2 separate regions of the Mus musculus genome follow, and region 2 is linked to region 1. A link is a loop called in an ENCODE intact Hi-C map of the cell type or tissue named here. Cell type or tissue: left cerebral cortex. All regions are shown on one strand. Each heading gives the region's core, and the rest is flanking DNA. Links, peaks and the distances in the headings are about the cores only.

Evidence for each region. Peaks named below come from ENCODE experiments on the same cell type or tissue, not always from the same donor. Only the 100,000 strongest peaks of a DNase experiment are listed, where the experiment ranks them.
Region 2: it touches region 1 in a loop (3-fold over the local background); 4 of 42 quality-filtered maps call a loop at or near these places.

Annotation. Positions count from the first base shown.
Region 1 is chr11:87,947,222-87,964,942 of GRCm38, reverse strand. No RefSeq gene overlaps it. Among named protein-coding and RNA genes, the nearest start is that of Dynll2, 31 kb to the left of the region's middle. In left cerebral cortex, for the core only: a CTCF peak has its summit at 9,586 (motif pointing right); a DNase peak (open chromatin) is centred at 9,601.
Region 2 is chr11:87,803,350-87,808,349 of GRCm38, reverse strand. It overlaps Mpo (myeloperoxidase), which reads right to left. Exons shown (of 14, transcript NM_010824.2): 13 at 4,741-4,952; 14 at 3,938-4,025. The coding sequence ends at 4,748. It overlaps Lpo (lactoperoxidase), which reads left to right. Exons shown (of 13, transcript NM_080420.2): 12 at 870-1,107; 13 at 1,296-1,922. The coding sequence ends at 1,503. Among named protein-coding and RNA genes, the nearest start is that of Gm34064, 11 kb to the right of the region's middle. In left cerebral cortex, for the core only: a CTCF peak has its summit at 2,722 (motif pointing left); a DNase peak (open chromatin) is centred at 2,725.

The sequences.
Region 1 (17,721 bases), core at 6,533-11,532:
ACTATAAGACGGCTTCCCAGGGAGAGCGGAGACAGAGACAGTGGGAAGCCACCAGCCAGCTCTCCACAAGGCAGAGTCCTGCTCCTCCTTCAGATAAGCTGTGAGGTGCTTTGTCTCTGTCACTGTCTATCCATGCTGTGGTCTCCAGTTAAGGTCTAGAGACTGTGGCATTGTCACTAAAGCTTTGGGAGAGAAGACAGGTCTTTTGTCTATGTGATATTTTTGTCCTAGAGCAGGCCACAGAGACTCCCTTCAGCTGTGGTGGTTTGAATACGTGTTTGAATGCTTGCCCATAGGGGCTAGCACTATTAGAAGGTGTGGCCTTGTTGGAGGAAGTGTGTCACTGTTGGGGCAGGCTTTGAAGTCTTAGATACTCATGCTAGGCTTAGTGTGGCATTCACTTCTGCTGCCTATGGATTAAGATGTAGAACTCTCAGGTACCTCTCTAGCACCATGCCTGCCTGCACGCTGCCATGCTTCCCACCATGGTGACAATGGACTGGACCTCTGAAACTGTAAACCAACTTCAATATAAAGGTTCATTTTATTTATTTATTTATTTATTTATTTATTTATTTATTTATTTTGTGTTTTTTTTTTTTTTTTTTTTTTTTTTTTTTTTGAGACAGGGTTTCTCTGTGTAGCCCTGGCTATCCTGGAACTCACTCTGTAGACCAGGCTGGCCTTGAACTCAGAAATCTGCCTGCCTCTGCCTCCCAAGTGCTGGGATTAAAGGTGTACGGCATGGTTCATTTTATAAGAGTTACCCTGGTTATGCAATATCACAGCAATAAAACCTAATAAAAGACAGAAATTCAGGAGCTGGAGAGGTGGCTCAGCGGTTGAGAGCACTGACTGCTCTTCCAGAGGTCCTGAGTTCAATCCCCAGCAACCACATGGTGGCTCACAACCATCTGTAATGGGATCTGATGTCCTCTTCTGGTGTTGTCTGAAGACAGCTACAGTGTACTCACATACGTAAAATAAATAAATAAATAAATCTTTTTTTTTTTTAAAGGCAGAAATTGGTTCTAGAAGTGAGGTATTGCTGTGATAGGCTTGATAGTGCGTTTGTTTGGAGGAATGTGGACTTTGGGACTTTGGACTAGGAAAGCAGTGGAATGCTTTAAACGGGGCTTACTGGGCCATCCCAGCAGGAATATGGAAGATACTGGTGCTGATGGAGATTTGAACTACCGGAGCCTGGTGTGAGAGGTTTCAGAGGGGAAGAATATTAATATGTGGCTGAGAAACTATTCCTGTGATATTTTGGCAAAGAATGTGGCTGCTTTCTACCCTTGTCCACCTTTTAGTCTGCCTGAGGCTTAAGTGAAGAGTTTTGGATTAATTGCATCACCAGAGGAAAACTCAAAAAAGCAAAGTATTGACTGTGTCATGTGGTTATCAGTGCTCATTCTGATGAGGATCTATAATAAAAAGGAGTCAACTGAACAAAAAAAGATTAAAAATGTACAATCTAAGGAGAAAAGGGGCCCCCGGGAAGTGGAATGCAGCGAAGTCCTGTGTTCAAGGAGATAAACGGACCAAAGAAAAGCCTGGTATTAAACGGAATAAGGAGGGTCGTGATTTTGGGGGAAGACCCCACCCAGCTAAGCTTCCAACCTGTGAGAAGGAACTGAAGAAAAGCTTAGCTTAGGTTCAGGCAAGGTGGTGCATGCTTTTAGTCCCAGCACTCTAAAGGCAGAGGCTGAAGGATCTTTAAGTTCAAGGCCAGCCCAGTCTGCAGAGTGAACTCCAGAACACCCATGCTTAGGCAGTGAAGGAAACCATAGAAAACAGAAAGCTGGTGACTATGTAACAGGAACAAAGGCCGTGTTCCAGGTCCAGAAAGCAGCAGAACTTGGCAGCTTGGGCCATGCGGTTCTGGCTTTAGAGTCAAAGGCAGAAGAAAGGGGCTGGTGAGATGGCTCAGCCGGTAAGAGCACTGACTGATCTTCCAAAGGTCCTGAGTTCAAATCCCAGCAACCACATGGTGGCTCAAAACCATCCGTAAAGAGATCTGACTCCCTCTTCTGGAGTGTCTGAAGACAGCTACAGTGTACTTACATTAAATAAATAAATAAATATATCTTTAAAAAAAAAAAAAGGCAGAAGAAAGGGTTATGAAATCTCCCTCCGTGACTAAGGAGAGCTGCTGAGGCCAGGCATGTGTCAGCGGCGTCCCCGTCTGGAGGTCTAGAGAGGCCGTTGTGTGAAACTGTGAAGGTTGAAGCCTGGATTGCTTTGGAGACCCCAAGATGTTGGAGACACCAGGGTTTTACTTTATAAGAGTTGCTGAGGTCATGGCATCTCTTCACAGCAATACAACGCTAGCTAAGACTCTAAGACCCCTTGAAATATCAACCCAAGACTGGTGCTCAACAAGTGAGCTTCAGTGACCCACAAAACTACGTAGACTCTGCTGCTCCCTTGAGTGCTCCTCATGACTTTGGGGAGCGGTAATAATGCAAAATAAATAAATACATATATAAAATAAATAAAATAAAAAAAAGTGAAGTGCCTCAGTGGGCAGCAGGGAAGGGGAGGTGAGGCAAGCAGCAAGGAGAGTCAGGCCAGGGGCCAGCGAGGAGCGACCCCTCTCCCTGGGGCAACCATAAGTGTTGACACTGAATATTCTTGTTCCTTCCAGCCGTACCTCTCTATAGGTGAACCATGCTCCTTGATTTGACTGCTGAAATGAGTGAGATGGACAGATGTCCCTTCTAGGTGGCTGTGTTAAGAGCCAGTGCTGCGTTGCCTAACTACCTGTCCTGTGGATATGACAAGGCTCTTTAACGTGGACCCTGAGTGATGGTAAGGGGGGGTCTGGCCTGGCCTGGCCTGGTGAGGCTGGAGCAGAGGACTCCAAGCTTGTCCGTCACTCACATGATGTAAGTAATCCATCCTGAAAATGCACATGATGGATTTCTAAGGAAGGCGTGAGGTCAGGTCTGGTGGTTTTCTAGGACGGCCTCAGAGGAGGCCAGTAGGGGACGGGCAGGGAGTAGGGTGGCAGATGGCTTTTAAGAGCTTTGCTTCTCTAATGATTGTCTGGGGATGGTGATACTTTGAGCATTTTCTCAGCATCAAGATGCTTCATCAGCCAAGCTGAGAATCTTGCTGCAGACACTCACTGGGTTGGTCTCGGGCAACTCACTTAAGTTTATTGAGGATTCCCTTCCTGGTCTCTGTAAGTGCAGCCTGGAGTACCTGTCCTGAACATGGCGTTGCCATGTGGTATGTAGGTGCTCATTCAGTGGCTGCTTTTCTCTTCTGTCTCACTCGGCCCAGTGCTGATAGGGGTGGCAAAGGAAGGAACACTGTCTCCTATATTCCTCTGGAGGTGCGTGCCCCCTCAGCTGCCTGTGTTGACCAGAAAGTCACAGCAAACAGGTCATCCCAAGTACTTCCTGTCACTAAAGGCTCGTGGGTCCCTGTGTATATGTGTACATACATACATGCACATGCATGTAGCTGAAGTCAGAGGAAGCACTAGCCTCAAATCTGAAAATAGTTTCTGAAAAAGATTTGTACTGGTTCACTGAGACGCTGGAGACAAAGCAAGACACAGGCCATTTCAGAGATCAAATAAGCCAAATTTGAACCCTGGTTGATCCTAGTCCAAAGCCTTCACCTTTTATATAAGGGACAGCAAGTTTTTCATTACAAAGATGGAAAGTATTAAAATCCTCCAGGGGTGGGGGGGGGTTTGCATTGGATTAACAAGCTAGAGAACATATGTACAGTCTACTCCACTGTACACAGTGTTTAGGAAGGGTTTGAAATAGATGAAGAGAAAAGGACTGCCTTAGGGTTTTATTGTTGTGAACAGACACCATGTCCATGGCAAGTCTTTTTTTGTTGTTGTTTTTTTTGTTTTTTGTTTTTTTTTGTTTGTTTTTTTTGTTTTTTTCCGAGACAGGGTTTCTCTGTATAGCCTTGGCTGTCCTGGAACTCACTTTGTAGATCAGGCTGGCCTCAAACTCAGAAATCCGCCTGCTTCTGCCTCCCGAGTGCTGGGATTAAAGGCGTGTCCCACCATGCCCGGCCACCATGGCAAGTCTTATAGAGAAAACCACATAATTGGGGCTGCCTTACACATTCAGAGGTTTAGTCCGTTATTATCATGGCAAGAAACATTTCCATGATGGAAACATGGTGCTGGAAAAGCAGCTGAGAGTTCTACATCTTGATTGGTAGGTCCCAGGAGACTGTGTGGCACACTGGGCATAGCTTGAGTGTATGAGACCTCAAAGCCCGCCTCCACAGTGACACACTTCCTCCAACAAAGTCACACCCACTCCAAGGCCACACCTCCTAATAGTCCTACTCTCTATGGGCCAAACATTCAAACATATGAGACTTTGGGGGCCATACCTATTCAAACCACCACAGGGACACAGATGATGCCATCCATCTCTGTAGAGGAGGGCTTAGTGCATCTTAGTAGAGACCACACAAGAAGCAACGGTATTGCTATCACTCAGGACGGGAACTAAGTGACTGGGCTGAGGGACAGGAGGGAGAGAGTATTCTAATATGCTTTGCTTTAATGTGTGTGTGCTATGGTGTGCGTATGTGAGTATAAGAACCTGTAGAGGCCAGGTGAATATGTTGGATCCCCTAGAGCTGAAGCTATAGATGGTTGTAAGTCACCTGACACAGGAACTCGGAACTAAACTTGGGTCCTCTGCAAAGGCGATATATGCTCTTTATTTCCAAGTCATCTCTCTAGCCTTGGGCACCTCTGTTTCTTACTGCTTTTTGCTTATAGATCTTCCTTTGATCTCAAATTTTATTACTCTCCGGTTTGCTTTCTGTTCCTATGAGAAAATTGACACTTCATTTTTGTTGTTGTTTTGTTTTTTTTAAGATAGGGTTTCTCTGTGCTGTTGTGGTTGTTCTGAGACAGAGTGCTGGGATTAAAGGTATGCACCAGCAATGCCTGGCTTATGTTCCATTTTAAAGTTCATCCTTGAGAGAAACTAAGGCAGGAACCTAGAGGCAGGAACTGAAGCAGAGGCCATGGAGGAATGCTGCTTATGGGATTGCTCCCTGGCTTGCTCAGCCTGCTGTGTGTGTGTGCGTGCGCGTGCGCGTGCGCGTGCGTGTGCGTGTGCGTGTGTGTGTGTGTGTGTGTGTGCGCGCGCGTGTGTGCATGCGTGTGTGTGTGTGTGTGTGTGGGAAGTAAGAGTTGGGGGCAGGTGATATGCACAGAATGAAATATTTTTTTAAAAAGAGTTATTTATTTATTATATGTAAGTACACTGTCTTCAGACACTCCAGAGGAGGGTGTCAGATCTCATTATGGATGGTTATGAGCCACCATGTGGTTGCTGGGAGTTTCAGTGCTCTTAACCTCTGAGCCATCTCTCCAGCTCCCAGAATAAAATCTTAACTAGGGGCTGGAGAGATGGCTCAGTGGTTAAGGGCACTTGTGGCTCTCACAGAGGACCTGGGTTTGGTTCCCAGTTCCTGCATAGTAGCTATAACTCCAGTTTCAGGGAGGATCAGATGTCTTCTTCTGGCCCCTGTAGGCACTAGGCATGCACCTGGTGTACAGACACACATGCGTAAAAATAAAATGAATCTAAAAAATACCTATCTGAAATGTGAGATGCAATATACTGGCAATGGATATGGGGAGGGAAGGTTTTGCTTGGTTTCTCTGAAGTCTTAGGATGATGTAGGAAAGCTGATGGAAGCCATGGAAGGAGAAAATGATGACGGACAACAAGCTATCCAGAATTATAACAGGAAAAAAGCTCTAAACTTTATCAGCCTTTGCTTTCTGCAAGCCATGAAGCTGGGTTTTTCACTGCCACAAGACAGCAGTCACACAGAGGACAACAGAGGGCTTGGTCACTGTGATGGCTAATCTTGCTTGTCAACTTGACCACATCTATAATTAACTAATACCCAAGCATCTGGGCATACCTGAGAGATTTTCTTGGTTGGATAATTTGAGATGGAAAGACTCACCATATGTCGGGGCTATATCTTCTGGTGGCAGCTCACATAGCAGGAGACAGAAGAAAGAAAGAAACTTTGCTTTTTTGCCTACTCAGCCTCGTTTTTGCTGGCAAATCCATCTATCCTGCTGCTGAGGCATTAGGACATACTTTTTGGGGATTCCAACTGAATACCAGCTGAGATATCCTGCCTTCCTGGACCAAATGACTCATATTCCTGGCCTTTCTGTCAGGAGACAGTCATGTTGGGCTAGCTGGACCACTGCCTTTTAGCCATTCTAATCAGTTCTCTTTAATATATATAGAATCATTTCATCTGCTTTGTTCCTCTAGGGAACCCCAGCAAATGCTGGCATAATTATTGTCTGACAGAGTCCTGCATGCCATTTGGTAGGGGTTCAGACAGATACTTGATGAATGCATTTAGCACACAGCTGTTGCTTTTTGCTGTGATAAACTTTGTTTGTTTGTTTTTTGTTTTTTGTTTGTTTTGTTTTGTTTTGTTTTTCCGAAACAGAGTTTCTCTGTGTAGCCCTGGCTGTCCTAGAACTCACTCTGTAGACCAGGCTGGCCTCGAACTCAGAAATTCACCTGCCTCTGTCTCCCAGGTGCTGGAATTAAAGGCATTCGCCACAACATCCAGATACTGGAATAAACTTTTAGTCAGTGCACTAATTTGCAGAGTGTTTTTGAGTACCACTGTCATGATATATTTCTGGGAGGATTTTATAATCTGGAATTGTGTAGGTGAAAATTTTAATTCTGACTCAGGATTTCTACCCTGCCTTGGACCATTTAGTACCCAGATAAAAACCACACATAACCTTTATATTTACAATAAGCCTTAAAAAGCACAAGATCTGGGCAGATATCTACTCTCTATGCTATTATAATCTACTTTCCTATCATAACTCCAAGTTATTATTTACTATGTTTCATCTGGGCTGCTCTTCAGTCCAATTGGCCAGCTCACAAGGCTACATTTTCTTTAATCCTAATCCATGCCAGCTTCTCTTTCTTCCTCCTACCTTCTTCCTCGTGGTCCCCCTCTGACCCCCAAGCCTGGGAAACCTAAACCCCCATGTCTCTTCTGTCCAGTTATTGGCTGTTGACATCTTTATTTACCAATCAGAAATAACTTGGGGCCAAGGTGTACGTGCAGACTCTCTGTCTCTGGGACAACCAGGTCTTGGGGGCCTGCACTTAGATTTACAATAGATAGCAAAAGACCAAACCTTAACAGAATTGTGTCTTAGTTACTGTTTTATTGCTGTGAAGAGACACCATGACCAAGGCAAAACTTATAAAAGAAAGCATGTAACTGTGGGCTTTCTTAAAGTTTCAGAGGATTAGTCTATTATCATCATGACAGGAAGCATGGATACAGGCAGGTAGGCATGAGAGTTTATATCTTGATCCACAGATAGAGAGAGAGAGAGAGAGAGAGAGAGAGAGAGAGAGAGAGAGAGAGAGAGAGAGACTGGTCTGGTGTAGGCTTCTGGAACCAGCAACACACCTCCTCCAACAAGCAAGGCCACACTTCCAAATTCTTTACAAACAGTTTCACTAGCTGGAGGCCATGTATTCAAACATACGAGCCTGTGGGGTCTGCTCTCATTCGAACATCCACAGTTGGAGAAAGACCCTGGGTTTAGTTTGCAAGATGGTCACTGAAAGCTGAGTCACTGTCCGTGGTCCTGAACTGCTCTCCTCTCTCTTTAGGACAGACTATACTTTCTACTGCAGGAGCACCGGCTCATATCTTCTATCTTTCAGAGACCCTGAAAGGAAGAAGAGAGCGAGAAAAGCAGGAGAGATGGATGGATGGGATGAGATAGAGAGAATAAATAGAAGGCGTTAGAAAGGCAAATCCCCGAGATAGTACCAGAAAACTCCATTTCCATTGTGAAATGAACTGCCAAAATCTAGGCTGGGCCCTAAATACTGAAAATCTGAGAACTGGAGAAATACGTGGGGCAAGCTATAACTGTGGGCTTTTCCATCCGTGTTCCAGTTCCCAAATAATGACCCAGAGGTTTATTTATATATGAATAAATACCTCAGCCACAGCTTGGCCTTGTTCCCCAACTAGCTCATGACTTATATAACTCATATTTTCTAGTCTATGTCTGCCACATGGCTGGTTAGTTACCTCTCCTAGTTTTACACGTCTGATTTCCTCAGAGACTGGGTGGCAAATTTTTCTGTGCCTATCTCCCAGAATTCCTTTCTCTCTCCCAGGTATTCCATCTTCTAATCCTGTGTCAGTTCTTTGGCCACCATCTTTTTATTGACAGGTGATGCTTCCACACAGTACACAAGAGATCATCCCTACAGCAAGCTATGCTAAGGTGGGTGAGTATGGATAAGGCTGAGAGAGAAATGTCAAATGGTCTATGTAAGCATCAGTTATAATAGCAAAGAGCCCATACTAGATAGAAAATTCATAATATGGTATGTATATTGGCATATAAAAATTATATCTTCCAGATATATTATATAGTCTATTATATATAATATATATACACGCAACATTAAATATAATGCTTTTGTACTCATTACAGAAATTAACCATATTGAGAAGTTTAAGGAAGTGAGCAATAAACTATCCAAACTATTTCTCATAAATACAAAATTTGATCAATTCTAGGTTTGGGTTGTAACCCAAATCAATCCATCCACTCACCCACCCACCCATCCATCCATTCTTCCGCACTGAAGTTGGAACGCAGGACATCTTACGTGTTAAGCACTGCCCCTGAGGCACACTGTCAAGTCCCAGAGTCTCAAGTCAGCATCTTAGTGTCTTCCTGTTGCTGTGAGAAAATACCATGACAATGACAACAACAGCTTAAGTGAGGACGGTTTATCTTGTCTCACACAGTTCATGGTTTTAGTCCATCCTGGTGGAGAGGTCACGGCAGAAGGAGCTTGAGGGAGCTGGCCATGTTACATCTATAGTCAGGAAACAGAGAGAGTCAAGTGCTTGGACTGTATTTCTCTCTCTTTTGTACATTCCGGGATCCCAACCCAGGGCATGGTGCCACATATAATAGCTGTGTCTTCACATGTCAGTTAACCTAAAATAACCCCCACAGGCTTACCCAGAAGCCCATCACCAAAGTGGTTTCTGGATCTCTTCAAGTTGGCAATTGGGGTTAGCAACTGCGACCTCTGACTTCTCTAAATACATTTTTCTAACACATTACATATATGGAGGCATAAAAATAAAGTTGGTTGCTACAGTTCTGAAACATCTTCCCATTTTGACTTTAATTCTTTGGATTCACTTTCTTTTGAAACAAAGTATAATTCTGTACTCTGGTTGACTTGAACTCACTTTGTAGCCCAGGCTAGCCTCACACTCACTGTGATCCTCCTGCCCTAGTCTCCTAGATACTGGAATTACAGACCGGCGCCATCATGCCTGCTCTCAATCACTTTTTGCCATCTATGTGTGTGTGTTCATTTCTCTCTGTGTGTCTGTGTGAACACAGTAGGCTCATTTGTGCATGAAGACTACCAACAATGCAGCTTCTTTTAAAAGACGTCAACATTTGTCTTGGGACTTAAGGTGCCCAGATAGTTTTGATGCTGGCACTGTCACTATTTTGCCAGAAGGTGTCAGTAGTGACAACCATTTTGTGACTGCCACTGGCCCCACAGCCAGTGTGGTTACTAGACAGCTCATGTGTTAGAAGAAAAATCACATTTTAGATCAGACAAACAATGAGTCTGGCCAACATGATTTCAAGTATATTTCTTTGTTTGTGTGCTATGTGGAGTGTGTGCAGGAGGAGTAAGTTTTATTATCAGGCAGGATTAGAATAAAAGACTGCATACAAATGATCTTGTTCCACATTTTACTAAACATGCAAGTGAAACTTAATTTTATTCAAATCTAACAGAAGAAAAAGAGATCCAAGAGGCTGGAGTGTTTGCCTTGCAAGCACAAGAACCTAGGTTCAGTTCCCCAGAATCCTCATTAAAAAAAGCTGGGTATCGTGGTATATGTTTGTAATCTCATCTCTGAGGCAATTATAACTGGATACTGAGAGCTTGCTGGCCAATGAAAGACCCTGTTTCAAAAAAGTGTTGACACTTTTTGACGAACACACCCAGTGCTCTGGCCTCCCCTGCTTATATACCTAAATAGATGCACATGCATGTGAGCACATGCACACACACACACACGCATAAACCACACACAGATACTATATATAACACACTCACATCTCACAATACAATACACATCATACAGACACACACATGCACAATATATATACCACACACACACACATAAACATTACACAAACCACACAGACACGTACATGCACACACCTTACACACATCACACACACAATGCACACACCATACAGTCATATAGGTGTATACATACACTACACACACCACATAGACACACATATGCACACACCACACACACACACACACACACACACACACACACACACACACACATATATCACACAGAGACTGTCTTAGTCAGGGTTTCTATTCCTGACCAAGAAGCAAGTTGGGGAGGAAACGGTTTATTCAGCTTACACTTCCATATTGCTGTTCATCACCAAAGGAAGTCAGGACTGGAACTCAAGCAGGTCAGAAAGCAAGAGCTGATGCAGAGGCCATGGAGGGATGTTCTCTACTGGCTTGCTTCCCCTGGCTTGCTCAGCCTGCTCTCTTATAGGACCCAAGACTACCAGCCCAGAGATGGTCCCACCAACAAGGGGCCTTTTCCCCTTGATCACTAATTGAGAAAATGCCTTACAGTTGGATCTCATGGAGGCATTTTCTCAACTGAAGCTCCTTTCTCTGTGATAACTCCAGCTGTGTCAAGTTGACACACAAAACCAGCCAGTACAGAGACACACACATATACATGCATCATACACAGAAACATACATATATTACACACTACACACAGATATACACATACTGCATACTACATACACACACACACCACACATAGAGATACACACATAGTACATTACACAACACACATTCTACACCACACACACACACACACACACACACACATCACACATCATACACGCCACACACCATACACCCCACATACACACAAATACTACACACTACACCCACCATACCCCCACACCACACAAACAGGCACACAGATACTGCACTAAATGCACACCACCCAACACGTCTGAAAGAGACTAATACGTACTATACTCCAGATATGCAACAGATCACACACCCTACAAACACATATAGACACACACATACTACACCCCATACACATATACCCCCCCCAGAGACACACAGTACTATACACCACATACACACCATACACTGAGACAGGCACACACTGCACACCATACACACACTCCTCACGCTGAAGCAGAGCTGAGTGAGATGACTCCCCTTTGCTGCCTTTCCCTCCTCTGGAGAAATGGGGTACCAAGAGCTCCCCATGTGCTTACATAAAAGCAATGAGAACCCTAAAGCCCTGGTGGGGCTGGAGGCTTTAATTTCTAAACTCATGTTTTAATCTCTGGCCATGCTTTTACTTTCAAAAGGTGAAAGATTTACATGATCTGAAGAGAAACCAAAGAATAGTCTTTATTTAAAACAAATCAACTGTAGTGAAGGAAACTCATCTACAACAAAATTTACTAATTCAGTGTACAATTTTCTGACTTCATGTCTTCAGCCATGTAACCACGCCCATGATCACACCTGAGATGGCCTTCTGTAACCACGCCCATGATCACACCTGAGATGGCCTTCTGTAACCACGCCCATGATCACACCTGAGATGGCCTTCTGGCACTCACTGACCTTTCTGTCACTTCAACTGAAGTTTTAAAAACAGTTTTATTTATTCTATTTATTTCTTTAAGGATTTATTTATTTTATGTATGTGAGTACACTGTAGCTGTACAGATGGTTGTGAGCCTTCATGTAGTTGTTGGGAATTGAATTTTAGGACCTCTGCTCGCTCCAGTCACCCCCTTGCTCAGTCCCTGCTTGCTCCGGCCCAAAGATGTATTTATTATTGTAAATAAGTACACTGTAGCTGTCTTCAGACACACCAGAAAAGGGCGTCAGATCTCATTACAGGTGGTTGTGAGCCACCATGTAGTTGAGCTCAGGACCTTCGGAAGAGTAGTCAGTGCTCTTAACCACTGAACCATCTCTCCAGCCCCCTATTTATTTTTTTACTTGTTTGCTTTGTGAAACAGGATCTCATGTAGCCCAGGCTGGCCTCAAACTTGTTGTGTAGCTGAGGCGATAGCCTTGATTTTTTTTTTTTTTTTCCGAGACAGGGTTTCTCTGTATAGCCCTGGCTGTCCTGGAACTCACTCTGTAGACCAGGCTGGCCTCGAACTCAGAAATCTGCCTGCCTCTGCCTCCCAAGTTCTGGGATTAAAGGAGTGCGGCACCACTGTCCAGCTTTGATTTTTTTTAATTTAACTTAATTTTACTTATTTATTGATTGATTGATTTATTGATTGATTGATTTATTGATTGATTGATTGGTTTTTCGAGACAGGGTTTCTCTGTGTAGCCCTGGCTGTCCTGGAACTCACTCTGTAGACCAGGCTGGCCTCGAACTCAGATATCCACCTGCCTCTGCCTCCCGAGTGCTGGGATTAAAGGCGTGTGCCACCACGCCCGGCTTTATTTTATTTTTTTACTTATTTACTTTACATCCCCTTACTGCCCCACTCCCGGTCACCCCTTCCCACAATCCTTCCCTTACCCCCTCTCCCACAATCCTCCCCGCATTCCCCCTCCCACAATCCTTCTCTCATCCCCCCACCTCTGAGCATGTGGGCCACCCCAACCCTATCCCAGCATTTCAAGTCTCTGAGAGGCTGGGTGCTTCCTCTCTGGAGCATTGAGGCCAGACAAGGCAGCCCAGCTAGAAGAACATATCTCACATACAGGCAACAGCTTTTGGGATAGTCCCTGTTCTGTTCCTTTGGGACCCACATGAAGGTCAAGCTGCAGGTACACATGTGTCGGGAGGCCTAGGTCCAGCCTGTGTATGCTCTTTGCTTGGTGGTTCAGACTCTGAGAGCCCCAAGGGTTCAGGTTAGTGTACTCAGTTGGTCTTCCTGTGAAGCTCCTATTCCTTTCGGGGCCCTATCCTTGAATTATTAACACAGACAAGTGCTGAAATTCTAGGCATGTCCTACCACACTCAGCTTGAAGTTCTATATATAAATATTTTTTTCCAAGACAGGGTTTCTCTGTATAGCCCTGGCTGTCCTGGAACTCACTCTGTAGACCAGGCTGGCCTCGAACTCAGAAATCTGCCTGCCTCTGCCTCCCGAATGCTGGGATTAAAGGCGTGTGCCACAACACCCGGCTCAGCCCCTGTCTTAAAGTGTGATTTGTAAATATTTTCATTCTGTGGCTGTTTTTCACTTATAATCTTTTTTTTTTCTTTTTGTGTAGAAGTGTCTTAATTTGGTGTAATTTCATTTGTCTACTTTTTTAAAAATGTTATTATTTTCTGTATATGGGTGTTTTGCTTGCATGTATGTATGCACACTGTGTGGATGCCAGGAATCAAACCCAGGTCCTTTTGAAGAGCAGCCAGCACTCTTAACCACTGATCCATTTCTTCACACACCCCCCCCCCCCCAATTTATCTATATTTTCTTTCCTTGCCTGTGCATTCGGGGTTGAGAAATTCAGTTACCAGTGAGCTGATTGGGTCATCTGCTCTATGCAGATGGAAATCATGAGTAGGTAAAGGAGTGGGCCCTCTAAAGTGAGTAGTCCTGGCCCTCGAGTGCTGATGCCTTAGGGGCGGACCTTTGCTCCTTACAGCGGCCATGGTAGCAATTTTTGAGACTTGTATGTGGGTATCCTTGACTTCAAGGCTTGGAAGCTCCCGGGACCTCTTCTAGTAACCAGGGTCCACAGTCTGTCACCCACTGGCCCCGCCTTCTGGAGTCCAGACACCGCCTTTTCTCACCTCCTTATTGCTGCCATCTTTCATCGGCTTTGCCACTTCTCTTCCACCATCACTTCTGCCTCCTGTTGCTGTCCGGAATTCTCCTGCTGCCCCTCAAGGCTGCTGCTACAACTGCTGCTGCAGTGGCCGCCGGTCCCACTTAGGATGCAACTGTCCTTATCACGTTCCAGTTCAGCCCATTCTACTTATGCTAAAGTCACAAGTAGCCAAAGGACATGCTATTTAAAATTCCCTGATGCTTCGGGTTTCTCTCTCTCTTTCTTTCTTTCTTTCTTTCTTTCTTTCTTTCTTTCTTTCTTTCTTTCTTTCTTTCTTTCTTTCTTCCTTCCTTCCTTCCTTCCTTCCTTCCTTCCTTCCTTCCTTCTTTCTTTTCTTTTCTTTTCTTTTCTTTTCTTTTCTTTTCTTTTCTTTTCTTTTCTTTTCTTTTCTTTTCTTTTCAACTTTACTTTCTTTTATATGTACGGGTGTTTTGCCTGCCCATAAATCTATGCACCACTTTTTGTGTTTGGTGCTGCTGGAATGTCAGATCCCCTGGACTGAGTTACAGACAGCTGTGAACTGGCATATGGGTGTGGAGAATGGAAACTGGGTCCTCTGGAAAAGCAGCCAGTGCTCTTAATTGCTAAACCATTTCTCCAGCAATCCTGCTCCTCCTCTTTCTTCTCTTCCTCTTCCTCCTCTTCCTCTTCTTCTTCCTTCTTTTTCTCCTTCTCCTCTTCATCTTCCTCCTCTTCCTCCTCCCTCCTCCCCCTCCTCTTCCTCTCCTTTTCTGCTACACGTTCCCTCCCTGTCATGTCATGTGGCAGAGTGCCGCCTTGTGGCCAAGCTCCATGCTGGCTTATCTTCATTTTTCTGCTCTCCACAGCCATGAGATTTATAGCTTGTTTGCCTGGGAGTTTTTCTTTTCAGCTCTAAAAAACTGTCCTTGAGCTTCTGTTTGATTCTGTCCCTGTGCTCATTAATGACACTAAGAGCCCAAGAGGGGACCCTGATTTCCCCATTATCATATGGTGGCTTTGGTGGGGCTCCCTAAGATCTTCCAGCTTCTAGCTTTAGTTTTGTAACTTGTGGAGAAAACAAAAACTCTTTCTGACTCCTAGGTAGTGTTCTTTCTATAGACCTCCCAGAGTGACACTGTTTACTTGGGAATCTTCAGTAATGTAGGCATTACGTTCCTCTTAGAATTTCTTTGCTTTTAATTATTTGTACCTTAAATTTTATTGCGTTGTGCTTCAGTTTTTGTTTGTCTCGTGATAGCTTTTAATCCCCGCTCTCATTTCTTCCCTAATTGTTGCTTAGGAACCCAATGCTTAGTCCCCATGAATGTGTTAGCTTTTCCTCCTCCTAAACCATCCTGTGTTCACTGTCTCGAGGCAGACAGTGCCCTGCTATGGTAGTTCAGACTGTAGACACTTGCCTGGGCCACATCCCTAACACATGTATTGTGGGATGTAAAACCATGCCAGGAAGTTTGGTAAGGTAGAGCAGGTTGAGACCTGGAGACTTGGTGGGCACACACCTGAGGCTTAGATGACTCCCAGATCCCTGCCAGACTCCTGGCTAGGAACGTGTGCCACATAAAAGAAAGGTGTCCTATGGTCATATAGGCTCAAAACAGAGTTCTCCATGCTAATGAGGTACCTAGAGGCCTGGGGAGCTTAGCCAATATTCCTCCCTGCGAAAGTTATTTAATCTCAGGCCCACCCTGAGAAGTTGGGTATGGTACACTACGCATACATTTTCCACCATGACAATAAACTGTTTAGAACCATGGACTGTCTCTTTTCATCAAGATCCACCATGGGGAGTCATGAAGAAGGCATTCGCCTATAGAGCTACTGTTTAATTCTCCTGTAGAAGGCCTCTCTGTGCTCCCAGCCACAACTGCCACTAAGTCAAGCTAAGGACAAGACAGAGCCCCCCTTTTTTCCCCCGGGGCCCCTGGCTAGAAGCTGTCCCCAGCCCATGGGCCCCTGATTCTGCTCCCAGCAGTGCCTGGATGTCCCAGAGTCTGAGAACCCCATGGCCCCTGCCTCATTACAGGTCTGGGGACCCCCTAACCAGCTCATGTTTTCCCACATCTCAGACTGCGGTCCCTCCATCCCTTCCTCCGTGGTGCCTGGCGCTTCTTTACAGCACCGCAGCAGCAGGTGGGGTAAGCGCAGTCTACTCCCTGCAGAGTTCCACCTCCTCAAGTGGCTGGACTTAGGGAGGCCGCTCATGCTCCAACCATTATTATCTCTGCTTTCATTCAGCAGAAGGAAATATATAAAATGCCAGGGTTGGCTTGTATTTAATCATTTCTCTAAATGACATATTTATTTTTAGAAATAAGTCACGAAACCAAACAATCAACAGTAACTATACAAAAAAAAGAAACAGAAAGTTGTCTTTCATTAGACTTTGTGTATATAATAACACCAGTAAAGGAACAACCCAGCAGACGCTGCAGTATAAAGAAGGGAGCACACTCCAAACAATCCTGCACTGCTCCTCATGTGGGCGTTTACATGCAAGCTCGTGTTTCCTTAGCTTCTTCATTAACTTTTATGTTGCAAAGTAGATTTACTGCTTTTTAAATGTGCCTTCCTTATTGAATTCTACCAGATAATATTGTTTTTCTAGCCTGGGTGCCCCACTTCGAGCTTTTTCCTTAAAAATGGAATTTAGAATAAGTACAAACCGAGGCAGTTGCTAGTTTCATGATGGTGTCATAGATGACTGCCGGTGTTTCCAGGTTTAGAAAGACAGAGTTGATAACAAAGACAAGGTTGACTTTAGCAGGCTTTATTACTGTTTTGGAGCCAGTCACAGTAGTACTCTCCTGTCACATGCATGTGTGGTCGTGGTGGTGGGGATTGCTCTCACCGCCCTGGGTGAACATCTCTCTATTTTCCCCTTATGTAGACTTTCATGTCTGGAGCTCATGTTTTTCTCTTACTGTTCCTGGGGTTTAGGGTAAAACTCTCAGTTCTATTCAGATGTGGAAGAATATACCTTTAATCCTAGCACTTGGGAGGCAGAGGGATATCTGTGGCTGGTCTTTGCTACTTTGTGGGTTCTTTTTCCCACCTGTTATCCCCCCAGTCTCACCCCCATCACTAGATAGGAAAGAAAGAAGGATAGAAGGGGAGAGAGATAGAGATCTCTGAATCCAATGTCTTTCTTCTTGTTTCTTCTTTGAGCACAAATACTAACAAACTGCATCCAATTCCCCTGAATGACCAACAACCATCAACCTTGCCTGTCAGAGCCCTAGCACTTATCTACCCTCTGAAAAGTTCCTAGAATTGCAAAGGTCACACAATCATATCTGCAGCTAGCAAAACCACACCTCTGATAGAGCACGAGGCAAATCCTCATGCAGTCAGTCTGAAGGGGCCCCATTTCCACACACCTGGGAGTAAAATGAAAACACATTCTTTTAAAAAAAATTTTTAAAATATTTATTTATTTTTTGTAAGTACACTGTAGCTGTCTTCAGACACTCCAGAAGAGGGCATCAGATTTCGTTACAGATGGTTGTGGTTGCTGGAATTTGAACTCAGGACCTTTGGAAGAGCAGTCGGCACTCTTAACCGCTGAGCCATTTCACCAGCCCCATGAAAACACATTCTTATATTTCTGTTTTTAAAGAAACAAAAATTCCAGAATTGTCATTATATACCCCTCTTCTGTTTTAAGCCATTAATTAGAAACAGACATTTTCACTGAATAAGGGCTTTTCAGGCCAGTGGCCCAGGTTTTCAGGAGACGTCTCCTGCTCAGTTCTAATCT
Region 2 (5,000 bases), core at 1-5,000, 150 kb after region 1:
GAGCATGGCCAGAGATTTGCCTCTTAGGCCTTTCTAGATCTCGTTACATTGCCAATCAGTATTAACAATCACACTAGTTACAGGACTGGAGGCAAGCTTTAAAAGCTTTGCTCTTCTTTGTATGTATGGTGCTTGGAAGAGTGGCGAAACCCATAGTAAGCTGTAGGCATAAAAATTTTGCAACCTACTTTTAATAAGGGTTCGATGTTTCCTCTAGCCTACTTTTCAAGATAAAAGTTATTAGGATATGGGGGATGTGGACCTGCAATAGTTTTTGGGGGGGCAAGTTTGAACTTCTTGGGCAGCAGTTCGGTCCTGTAGTAAACACCAAATATGATTGAGCAGCTTCAGATCAGTCCTCTAGGCAGGCAGACACCAGGCACGAACCAGCAGCGGTAGTTCAATCCTGAAGAAACTGCCCGGCTACATGTGTGTCTTTAGCGAAGAATAGCGAGGCGGAGCAAACCAAACCGAGGCTCTGTGCCAGTCTCCCACTGTCTGTGGGGTCATATCATACTCCTTCATCAAGCGTCCTTTCATGAGTTTGCTATATCAAAACATCCTTCCACCCGAGTCTGCTTCAGGAAAACATTCTTTCACATGTTTTCTGTAACAAGATAGCCTTTCACCTGTGTGCCCCAGCAAAACATCACTTGACAAAACTTTCCAAAGAAACTAGAAGTTTCCATTTCAGTAAGCCTCGAGTCTTACCCTGAGACTGAAGTGCCACAGATGACAGGCAGCGCATTATACTTTCCTTGTCTTAAAACTCCCAGACTTAACCAGCTGCTGGAGGTGGCGTATATCCCCAAGGGAAAACCGAAGTGAGAGGTTCCTGAGATGAGCCAGCCTTACCTTCCCTCCTCTAGGGTACAATTCCTGGAGAGCTTTCTGTGGCCTGTCCCAACCAAAAACACTAGAGGAGCTGAGTGCTGTCATGAAAAACGAGGTGCTGGCCAAGAAGCTGATGGACCTCTATGGAACCCCGAGCAACATTGATATCTGGCTAGGGGCCGTCGCTGAACCCCTGGTCCACAGGGGTCGGGTGGGACCTCTCTTGACCTGTCTCCTGGGCCAGCAGTTCCAGCGGATCCGAGATGGAGACAGGCAAGTGAAACCATTATGGTGGCAAGAGGAACCTTTCCCTTAGGCAGGGGTCCCCAAAATTCTTCATGAGGTCTGACTCCATACCTCACTATAAAGGGGTCTTTTCCCTTTCCCAAGGATGTCCTTTGGCATTGTGGGGAAGAGCTAGCCACTGGACTGTGTAAAATGACCCTGCTGTGTCCTTGTAGGTTCTGGTGGGAGAACCCCGGGGTCTTCACAGAGAAGCAACGGGAGTCTCTACAGAAGATGTCCTTCTCCCGCCTGGTCTGTGACAACACTGGCATCGACAAGGTCCCACTGAACCCGTTCCAGGCTAATGCCTACCCCCATGGCTTTGTGGACTGCTCTTCAATTGATAAGCTGGACCTCTCACCCTGGGCCTCAGTGAAGGAGTAGGAACCTGCTGCCCACAGCTTCCTACATCGAACATGTCCATGGTCCGAGATGCCATTTCAAACAGTTCCAGTGACCTACTCCTTTTAAGTTGGACACCGAGGCCAAAGGCTGCCTCAGCCTTCCCAGCCCATCCACTCAGCTGTTACCACCCTCTCAGCCTGACGAGACTTAGGCTTCTTAAGATGTCCTTCCAGCTTGTCAGACACTGCCTACCCTCTCCCTGAATGAGCACTGGCTGAGGCTGTGGCCTTTGACCTTTATGTTTCCTCCCGTCCTCTAAGACTAGCTCATAAGCATCCTGAGTCAAAGACCTCTGCCTGCCTTGTGAGTACGACTTGTGGCACTTAGCATGGTGTTCAACACACGAAATGCTCAATAAACATCAGGCTGTCCCCTCCTGGGGCAGGCCTTGAAACGGCTGCGTGTGAGTAATGAGAGGTTTATAATCCAGCTGTGTCTTATTGCTGAGAGGTCCTGGGCATCAATCAGGCTGACAAGGGAGAAGAGTAACCGAGTGGGAGATTCAAGAATTCTAAGAGCAGGGAGGAGGCAAGGGACTCCTGGTGTGGGGGGTGGGGTGGGGGGTGGCAGGGCGAGGGGAATAATACCACAGAGCAGTGAGAGTATGAACTTGGGGTGACACTATTCTGGGGTCCCATGTGTAACCAAGCCTGGATTTCCCAAGAACTAAAATTGATCTCTTCTTCAGTCCTCCAAGAACACTTTATTCTTCTGGGACAGTTCTTGGAACCCTTCAAGCTTATGAAGAGGCAGTTTCAAAACATTCCTTGGGCTGTGGTCCAATGTGTATTCATATATTCTTTAATTTGTCTCATAGGGTCTCACTTTATATTTTAGGTGAGTCTTGAACAATTATGTAGCCTAGAGTAGTCCCATCCTCCTAAATTTAGATAACTTCAGCCTTTTTCATGCTGGATTGTACTATCATGGCCTGACTGACATTCTTAAGAAAGAAAGAAAGAAAGAAAGAAAGAAAGAAAGAAAGAAAGAAAGAAAGAAAGAAAGAGGGAGGGGAAGGGAAAGGGGAAGGGAAAAGGAAAAGAGAAAAGAAAAAGACACTCCAGGGGCTGGAGAGATGGACCAGTGGTTAAGAGCACTGGCTACTTTTCCAGGGAACCCTGGTTCAATTCCCAACACCCACAAGGCTGCTCTCAACTGTCCCAGAGGATCCTATGCCCTCTTCTGGCCTCTGAGAGTACTGCATGTATTTGGCACATAGGGATACTGCAGCCAAAATATCCATACACATAAACAAAAATCTAAAAATAAATAAATAGTAAAATGAAAAGACCCTCCAATGTACAAGGCCCTGAGCTCAATCTTAACACTACGGGAATTAATTAGCTAATTAATGAAATGATCAGTTGGTTAGCTAGTTGATTAATTAAATTTACCCGTCTGAGGCCCGGATGGTACAGGAGAATCATAAGTTCAAGACTGACCAGGGCTATAGAGCAAGTTCAAGGTCAGCCTGGCCAACTTAGCAAAACTTTGTCTCAAAATGAAAAAGGGGGGCTGGAGATGTAGCTCAGTGGTAGAGTGTTTGCCTAGCATATACAAGGCCCTAGGTTCAATACCAACATGACCAGGGGCAAAATTACCCTTACAGGTAAAGGCCAGTCAGGAAATCATTTCCTCGATTGTCTAGGGCAGTTCTGTAACTCTCCCCACCAGCCTCAGATGAGACTCTGCCTCGGGGAGCACCCCTCTCCCCTTCAGTGAGGTAATCGTGAGAGGTCCCAATCCTGCAGCTCCACGGTGAGGGTCTGGCTTTACCTCACCATTCTCTTACCTTCAGCTCCCAGAGGGGTTCCCACCTCTCATAAGTGAGAAGATAGGAAAGGAGAAGAGAGAATCTGTTAATTCACTATGGACTGGCTCCTGACAAGACTACTGGCCAGGCACACCCTTCCCCTTCCCAGACACTGGGGTCTGGTCACTGGAAACCTGAAATAAGGAGGCATCTACCCCCTTGAGGATCCCTGGGCCTCACTGTGCTAGTCTGCAGAGACACAGAGGCCTCTATTCCCTCAGCAAAGCCTTCCCATCAGACCTCAGCTTTCTGTCTCACTGGCTAGCACTCTGTCCCCTCTGCTTCCCAGAGACTGACACAGAATGAGCATGCGGCCAACATATGCCAGAACAATGAGCAAAAGCCAGGGCTTAGTGGCCACATTTCCGTTCCACAGAGCGGTAGAGGAGGTACATGAGAGGTGAGGGTCTGCTGAGCGTGGCCTGGCCCCAAGGCTTCTAAGAGCTAGCTACCCTACACAAGTGGACTAGCCAAAGGAGTGCACCCCAGAACAATCATAACCCTAGAAAACACAGACATACGGGCCACACTGGCTCAAGTTCTCACACCAGAGGGGACCTCCCACTGAAGGTGCAGCCCCATCACAGACACAGAACAAGATCCCCATCCACCATGTTTTATTAGTGTGAACCTCAGGTACAAATAGCACAGGAAGGCCAATGGCCTCCGTCCTTCTCCCGGCAGACTCCTGTGAATAGCAAGAGAAGAGAGTAAGGGAAAAGGAGAAATAGCCAGTTAAGCAGAGCTGGCCCAGAACTGTATCACAACCACACAGCCCAGCTGCTAGCTGCATCCTCTCCTCCGGAGGCCACCACCTTGTTTCTGCCAACCAGAAGGTGATCGAGGATTTGGCATTCATCTTTGGTATTCATCTTTATTGTTTCTGCTTCCCATGGCTAGCACAGTGCCTAGCACATGGGAGCTGCTCCATGAGTGGAGAGTTGGAGGAGGCAATAGGCCCTCTAACAAGCCGTGGCTGATTTCATTTATAAGGAAGAGAATTTATCCTTAGAGTAATTTGGCCAAAGTCACACACAGTACTGTGCTACAGGGTGATGACTTGAACTCGGGCTGTCTGCTCACTGTCCCCACGTTCCTAATATTGTCGTAAGCAGTGAGCCCAGACTCATGTGATTGGCAGGCACACAAGGCACATCAAACATTGCCCATGCTCACAGACCAGACACACATGAAATACTAGTTTATGTATGTTGCATATATATAGATGTGCACAAGTGTATATGCAAATATACTTGTGCACTCACAAGTGAATGTCCAGTCATTTCCCCCCACCCCCCACTGTCACCCACAATATCCACAAAGATGGATTCACCCAGGGAAGAGAGTTCTCTGTGATTCCCACTAGCCAACCAGGTATACCCTTCAGTGTGCCAAGCCCTTACCCAACCTCTAGGTCTCCTTCCAGGAAGTCAGGTTCAGTTTAGGAAGGGTGTTACAGCTGACAAAGTCTCGGGGGTATGTGTTGGACATGAAGATGTTGTTCTTCGACACGGTGGTGATGCCAGTGTTGTCACAGATGATACGGGGCAAGGAGATGCTGGCCAAGGCCTGTCTCTGCTGTTTACTGAACACGCCTGGGTTCTCCCACCAAAACCTGCATGGGAGGGAGCATCGTGGACATTATGTCTGAGGATGTCCCGAG